Linked DNA regions of Homo sapiens: region 1 is linked to region 2. A link is a contact called in ENCODE Hi-C or POLR2A ChIA-PET data. All regions are on one chromosome and are shown on one strand. The core of a region is the stretch at or near the end of the contact, and the rest is flanking DNA. Distances in the headings are between cores, read along the strand shown.

Evidence for each region. A loop is a pair of places that touch in the nucleus more often than their neighbours do. ChIA-PET counts read pairs that join two places held with the same protein, here RNA polymerase II (POLR2A). Pooled maps may share reads with other maps.
Region 1: a loop to region 2 is called in a map of ascending aorta, with 2.6 times the contacts of the local background. The contact joins two enhancer-like sites. A Hi-C loop is called at or near these places in 5 of 168 maps with a recorded cell type or tissue (Caco-2, aorta, ascending aorta and 2 more), 1 of 37 single-sample maps with no recorded cell type and 11 of 50 pooled maps. POLR2A ChIA-PET finds 5 or more read pairs at or near these places in 3 of 52 experiments (A549, T-cell and activated CD4-positive, alpha-beta T cell).

The regions. Positions count from the first base shown.
Region 1 is chr5:77,424,613-77,428,234 of GRCh38, reverse strand. PDE8B (phosphodiesterase 8B) reads right to left here. Exons shown (of 22, transcript NM_003719.5): 21 at 2,339-2,468; 22 at 1-1,790. The coding sequence ends at 1,681. Among named protein-coding and RNA genes, the nearest start is that of WDR41, 66 kb to the left of the region's middle. Within about 2 kb of position 1,770, at least 3 of the 41 ENCODE cell types and tissues checked have a DNase peak (open chromatin) inside an H3K27ac peak, as active enhancers do.
Region 2 is chr5:77,366,043-77,369,667 of GRCh38, reverse strand. All of the region lies in intron 10 of PDE8B (phosphodiesterase 8B), which reads right to left. Among named protein-coding and RNA genes, the nearest start is that of WDR41, 120 kb to the left of the region's middle. Within about 2 kb of position 1,772, at least 2 of the 41 ENCODE cell types and tissues checked have a DNase peak (open chromatin) inside an H3K27ac peak, as active enhancers do.

The DNA.
Region 1 (3,622 bases), core at 521-3,020, 59 kb before region 2:
GCCAAAGAGGTAAAATAAAAACAGCTGTTGGGAGTGAAAAATGGCTGTAGGAATTTAGTTACAAGTACTTCACAAAAACATTTTCATCACATTTACATAATATAGCATTACAATACAAAGCTGGCTGCTGTCCTGACCAAGCAAGTTCTCTTATCATCTAACAAAAATAATTTAGATACATTTCTTTGCATGGAATTGTCATATTTTTCCATTTTTGGTACAAAACATAGAAAAAAACATTGGCACATTATGTAGTGATAAGTCATTTTTTCCCCATGTACAAGTTCCAAGTATTCTGCATTCCAATTTGTATTGGAAAAAAGTAATTACTGATTCAATTAATTCAGTCTCTGTTTGTTTATACCTTTTAAAAATGCAGCATGAAGTACAGAGAAAGAAAAATGAAGTTTGTTTACGGAGTCTAATATTTATAATACATAGGAAGGATCAGCTGGTAAAAGAGAAAGGAAAATCTCGAGTCTGACTTTATGTAGATCACAGGGAGTTGTGAAAAGAGCAGTATAAAAATATGCACTTGTGCTTTAGAAGCTTTTAGCATACAATTAATAGCTTAAAATAGTATTTACTGCCTCCCCATATGCCTATTTTCTGATATATTTACACCACACAATTTTAACATTGTTAAAGCTAATGGCATGATTTCAAATATAGACTGGTTAAAAATATCTGAACCTTGAAACTTCCCCTATCCCCTCCCAAAATATTACGTATAGATGGTGCATGGCACAACATACTGCATGGGCTTACACCCAGAAAATTTGGATTTTAATAAAAATTTTAAACATGTATATAAACTTTTTTTTTTTTTTTTTAAGAAAAGCTTGTCCAAGGGCATTCAAATTTAATGGCTTTTATATAATACTTGGTGTAGTGCCTCGTGGCTGCCTCTGTGAGCCAGAAATAAAGGAAGCTCATGGATTCCCCAAAAATGAAATGCCACTTTTTCCCTCATCATGGATGACTTTGTTAAGATGAACCCCTTTTACAGGAAAGGGGTTACACAGGCTGCTGATACCAGTCTAGAGAGGGCACCCACCAGCCAAGGCTGTGTTCTAACTTAGGTGTCATACCATCGGCCAGAAGAACCATGTAGCCATAGAGGCTGTGAAGCTAACTAGTTTATCTGTAATTTGGTCCTAGTTGTTTCACTTATTTTATGTCGTTTTTTTTTTTTCTTAGATAAATCTGTTCAGATAAGCTCCTTATGAATCCTTCAGATCGATGTTCTTGAGGAAAACAGTCAAGCTAAACAGCAATGATGACTTTTATGGTAAAGGATGAGCTGATCACTAGCTAAGCTACTTAGTCACCATCCTGGGAGATGAGCTCACAGGCACCAAGGCTTTGCTTCCTGTGGCCTGCTAGTTACAGTGAACCAGCTCCATGGATTGACAAGGGTACACAGGATGACAGCAGAGCAAAGGAGTTTGCCAAGTATTTGTTCTGTCATTAAGTATTCAAAAGAACATATATTTTTCTTCATGGAACATAACTTTCTAAGAATGAAATTTGGGGACTTGAATGATTCAAGGTCAAATATTAAACATTAGCTCCTTCACCAATACCTGTCATTGTCATTAGAAAGGAAGGCCTCTCGTTTACGCTACTGTGATTCACAGTGTCCTTTGTCGGTCAAGAGGCCCCCTCTGTGGCTTGGCTTTAGCTGTCAGATGGAAGCCTCAAACTTTTGCACTTTAGGTCATCTAGTGTCTTCCAGTGTTTGTAGTTGTCAGCCAAATGTTGCATCAGGGCTGGCAGATGTGCAAAGGCTGCAAAGACAGAAAAGAATCAAAAGAAACCGGTGAACTTAGACCCCAGGAGCATTTATAAGCCTGGGGGTGTCTGGGACAAGTTTGGGATCAGAATTAGAGGAGGCACACCCTGGGCGAAGCATGAGGACAAGTCATTAAACACTAGTTTCTGAAATGCAAACAGGTCCTTTTTGAAAAGCTGCTTATCAGTGACATTATCAGAAGAACCTGTGATTCAGAGTAAACTAAATACATTTTGCATTCTTTCTAGAGTTTTCCTCCAACGACAGAAAAACACTGCAGTAAGCTTTGGCAGCGTGTCCTTTGAAGAGGCAGAGACTCGTTTATCCAGCTATCAAAAATCCATCAAGTCTTCTGCACACAAGCTTCTGTGCCAGCTGCTGGGGATGCAAAGAATGCACCCCACCCCACTTGGCCACAAAAAGCTGACAGCCACATTTTTAAAAATATATTTTGTTTACCTTTAGGCTCACCCTGTGTCACTAAAGATAATATTCGTAAAGTATAACAATTTTCTTTGGGTGACAAAACAGTAACTGTCTTACCATCCCAAGCATCAAACATGTCTGTTATGAAGTAGTCAATGAAAGAGATCTGAGACTTGGGGATGCTACAGGTATTCCGGTCAAACACTGGCATCACCACAGGTAGTCCCTGTCTCTTCTCTTCATCAGTCTGTAAGAAAAAACCACCACATAGGGCTGGAGGACATGCGAGACACTTTCACAGTAATATCCTGTTTCTCAGAACAACCCTGTGAAAATGGGTCATTATCCAGTTTTCTCAATGAAGAAATAGGCTCAGCAAGGTCCTCAGACTTACGTAAGTCAGCTGAGCTACACTGACTACACTCAGACCTTCCCACTCTCAAGCCTCTTTTTTTGTTTTTGAGACAGTGTCTCACTCTGTTGCCCAAGCTGTAGTACAGTGGTGCAGTCTCGGTTCACTGCAACCTCCGCCTCCCAGGTTCAAGCAATTCTTCTGCCTCAGCCTCCTGAGTAGCTGGGAATACAGGCACCTGTCACCACGTCCAGCTAATTTTTAGTAGAGAAGGGGTTTCACCATATTGGCCAAGCCAGTCTTGAACTCCTGACCTCAGATGATCTGCCTCCCTTGGCCTCCCAAAGTGCTGGGATTATAGGCACGAGCCACTGTGCCTGGCCCCAAGCCTCTTTCTATGTGATACCATAGCATCTCCTGACACATTGATCTCAGGGTACTTAGCCCCTTTTCTGGGATCTGCTTTTATCATTGCAAAGTCAAAGCTCTGTTCAATGTCATACAAACACAAATTCTCATACCAAAACTACTGACATTTACACTGAGAAGAAGCAATAGTGGGTAAAACTGCTAACACCTTAGCATGACTCAATGAACTAGCACCAAACTGTATTAATAGCCATAGTCATTATATTATTTGCTGCCACATGTTTGCACTTAAAAAAAGTTTCAGGCCAAGCCCAATGGCTCATGCCTGTAATCCCAGTGATATGGGAGGTCAAGGCAGGAGGTTCGCTTGGGGCCTGGAGTTTTGAGTCTGCATTGAGCCAGGACTGCCACTGCACTCCAGTTTGGGTTACAGAGTGAGATCTTGTCTCACATTAAAAACAAAAAACAAAAAACAAAAAAACAGAACCAGTTTCACTTGAGAATTACCTCTTTGAAGCAGTAAGAGTTATTAATTGTATTAAATCTTGACCTTCGAAGTACATGTCTCTGTAATATTCTGGATGATGAATGTGATGAAATGGGAGTACACGTACACTTGAACTGCATACCAAAATCTGCTGGTTGTCTTGTGGAAAGCACTTATGCACTTGAATTGAGCT
Region 2 (3,625 bases), core at 523-3,022:
TCTTCATCTGCTGAATAAGGATAATACTATCTTATGGGCTTGATAAGATGATTAATTGAGACGATGCCTTTAAGACAGTCTAGGGCCTGTCCCAAAACAAACACTCAATAAAATATTATTGTATTACACTTCATTATTTTCAGATACAGCATGCCATTTCGGATCTCCTTGGATTCCTCTCTCTGCATATCTAGCCAGACGTTGGCTCTTATGTCACCTCGGTCCAGCACACCCTCATCCTCCCTGCTTCTCTTGTCCAGCAGAAACCTTCGCTCAGGGCTCTGTGATACTCCTTCCACCTTGGAATTCATGGAACAGTCAATGCCCTGCTACTCAGGTGGGGCCATTCTTTATTCTTCTTTCCATCTCACCCTTCAATACCTCACTTCAAAAACATTCTGGTTAATGTTTTGATCAAAACATCTCTTATGTCTATCTCTTCTTTTTTTTTTTTTTTTTTTTTTGAGACAGTGGACTCGCTCTGTCGCATAGGCTGGAGTGCAGTGGCATGATCTCGGCTCACTGCAACCTCCGTCTCCCAGGTTCAAGCTATTCTCCTGCCTCAGTCTCTGGAATAGCTTGGATTACAGGCCTGCACCACCACGCCCAGCTAATTTTTGTATTTTTAGTAGAGACAGGGTTTCACCATGTTGGCCAGGCTGGTCTTGAACTCCTAACCTCAGGTGATCCACCTGCTTCAGCCTCCCAAAGTGCTGGGATTACAGGCGTGAGCCACTGCGCCCAGCCTCTTCTTTTTCTTTTGTCTTTAAGATGGGGTCTAACCACACCTCTTTGCTTTTCTTTCTGTTTCCATATATCTGAGTATTGTCCACTTGACTTAATAAGAGTAGAATAGAACAGGGGCTGTCTTATTCCTTCTGTGTAGCTCATCAAGTAAGTGCCTTTCTAGTGATTGATTTATAAGACATGATGCTGGTAACCTAATTATGAATAATTTCAGGTAATCTAATTTAGTCTGAATGTATTAGTCACCTACCTAGCACCGTGTAAGGCCCTTGGGGAAAGAAGAGGTCAAGATGGAGAAGATACTGAATGCTGCCTGGGATGACCTGTGTAGTGAGACAAAACTTGGCTGAGTGCTGGGCTGTGTGACGCAGCCAGCAAGTGCAGCAGGGCTCCGAAAGGACAGTAAGCTATCGTGAAGGGAACATTCCATGAGAGGGACCAGACTTCTAGATTGCCCTTTGAATATGCAGTATACCTGGGGATCAGGAGCCAGGAGTAACAGGGTGTAAGAAGCTGAGCCTTCTACAGTGCAGGCTCCACAGGAGTCACGGGAAGGGTAAAGGATCAAGGGCTGGGACTTTAAGTCAGCAAGACAGACCTTATACACAACAGGGAGTCAGTGTAAGTTTTTAAGACAGAAATAAAAGAGTCAAGTGTTATCTTGGGGAGATGAATCTGGAAGGGGGTGCAGGATGGATTGGGAGAGGAGGAATGGCTTTAATACAGTGATTCTGGAGAAAGTGAAGATGCTTCCAAAGGAATAAGAGAGATGGATTTGAAAGACCAAACACAAAATTACACTTTCTTCTCTAAATGCTGCTACTGAAAATGGGAGGCCAAGGGTTAAGACTTCTCCAGGGAATCAAATGTTTTCCAACTTATCTCTTATTCTCACATGGGGACATATTAGTCACAAAGGCCATGCCAGCCTCATTGGCCCTGACAATCACATGCCAGAGAGATGGCCAGGGGAGCCAGTTCAGCACTGAGAACAAGTTGGGGGCTTTTGTGAAGAACGCTGCAAGTGCAGATGACTCACCCAGGTCTGTGACTCAGTGTTGCTGGAAGCCTTAGAAAACGGTAGAACTTCCCAGCTAGGCGTGGTGGCTCACGCCTGTAATCTCAGCACTTTGGGAGGCCAAGGCAGGCAGATCATGAGGTCAGGAGATTGAGACCATCCTGGCCAACATGGTGAAACCTCATCTCTACTAAAAATACAAAAATTAGCAGGGCATGGTGGTGCGTGCCTGTAGTCCCAGCTACTTGGGAGGCTGAGGCAGGAGAATCGCTTGAACCCGGGAGTCGGAGGTTGCAGTGAGTCGAGATTGCGCCCCTGCACTCCAGCCTGGTGACAGAGCGAGACTCTGTCAAAAAAAAAAAAAAAAAAAAAGAGAGAAAAAGAGAAGGAACTCCCCAGGCTTCCAGTTGGTATTTCCAGATCAAAGGTCAAGGTCATCACCAGGAAGACTAGCTGGAAAGTATGCTTTCAGCCCCAGATTAGTTCAAACACAAGGGGAAGGGATAACTTCTGCACTGGCCACTCCACAAGGGACGACACTCACTGGCTGCAGCATCTGCTTCTACACTCTCCACCACTGAATCAAGAGGAACCAGAGTGTACCCCAGGAATTCATCACAACGCTGCTCACCTTCAGCAGCTGTGAAGGAGTAACTGAATTCTGAAGACAGTGAGGAAGTTTCTCTTCCCTTTCCTTTTTATGTGAAGACATTTGTGTGTGTGTGTGTGTGTGTGTGTGTGTGTGTGTTTTGAGAAAACAATGTTTTAGCATACCCTCCTCTTTCTAAGTTTACAAATAACAGTCCACATTGTCTAAAAAGAATTTTTGAAAGGTCCATTTTCCCAACAGTTTTACCCTGTTGGCCCCATAGAAGCTAATGAGTTGAGAGGCCCCAAGGGGCCTGGACCCCCTTGGTCATCATCAGCTTCTGCCTCTGGAGGGCCTACTTGGGCCTGACCTTGCACATTCTCTGCACAGATGCCCCAGGGGACATCTGGACCAAAGCGCCCTTGATGGCCACCGGGGGGCTGCCATCCAGGAGCAAGGCCTAGAGCCCCGAAGCCCCTAGAACCTTTGGTTGGATGTTTTAAAGATGTTGCAGTTTTTAATGTCACTTTAAATTCCTAATATAGAACATGTCTCTGGGGCCACTGTTCAGACAATTCCCTCTGAGGGACAACATTCATCAGAAGATGAAAGAACATACATAGGCCCCGCTCTGGCCTCATGGAGCTGCTGCAGGCCAGGCAGACCCCCACACACCCACGAGGCTGTATTTCCACAGCAGTGAGTTCCCCAAGCATAGGCGCCAAGGTTCTTAGGCACAGAGGAAGAGCCCCTGACAGCAGTGGAGCAGTGGTGATCTGCCCTCTAATGCAAAAAGCTGCCCCTGCCTGAGCCTGGACCACTTGGCACAGCTGACCGACCCCAGGGCCTACTCAACAACCGCTGTCTCTGGACTCTCACCCCATGGTGATACACTGGCACATGCTTTGGATCTTACCCCTCAACTGCTTACCCAGAACACTGTGCTTCTGTGGCTAAAGGGGGCAGCCGTTTGCTGCATCTCCTGAGAGCCCAGTAGTGACAGGCAGAGAAACAAGACTTGGAGTTTTGGTGGTGCAGCGTCGCAGGGACGATGATCTATTGAAGATTTTTTTTAAAAAAAACCAAAGTTCTCATAGCCTAAAGGATGTTGGGTGAATTTTTCTAATTTCAATTAAAGCAGGAAACTGTATAAATCCCACTCACACTATTACTTCCCCTATCAAATCTCAAACCATAAAACATTAATGTGCAAGAGACATGAAAAAAACAAAAACAAAAAACAAAAAAACCCAAAAACCTGTCAGCTGAAT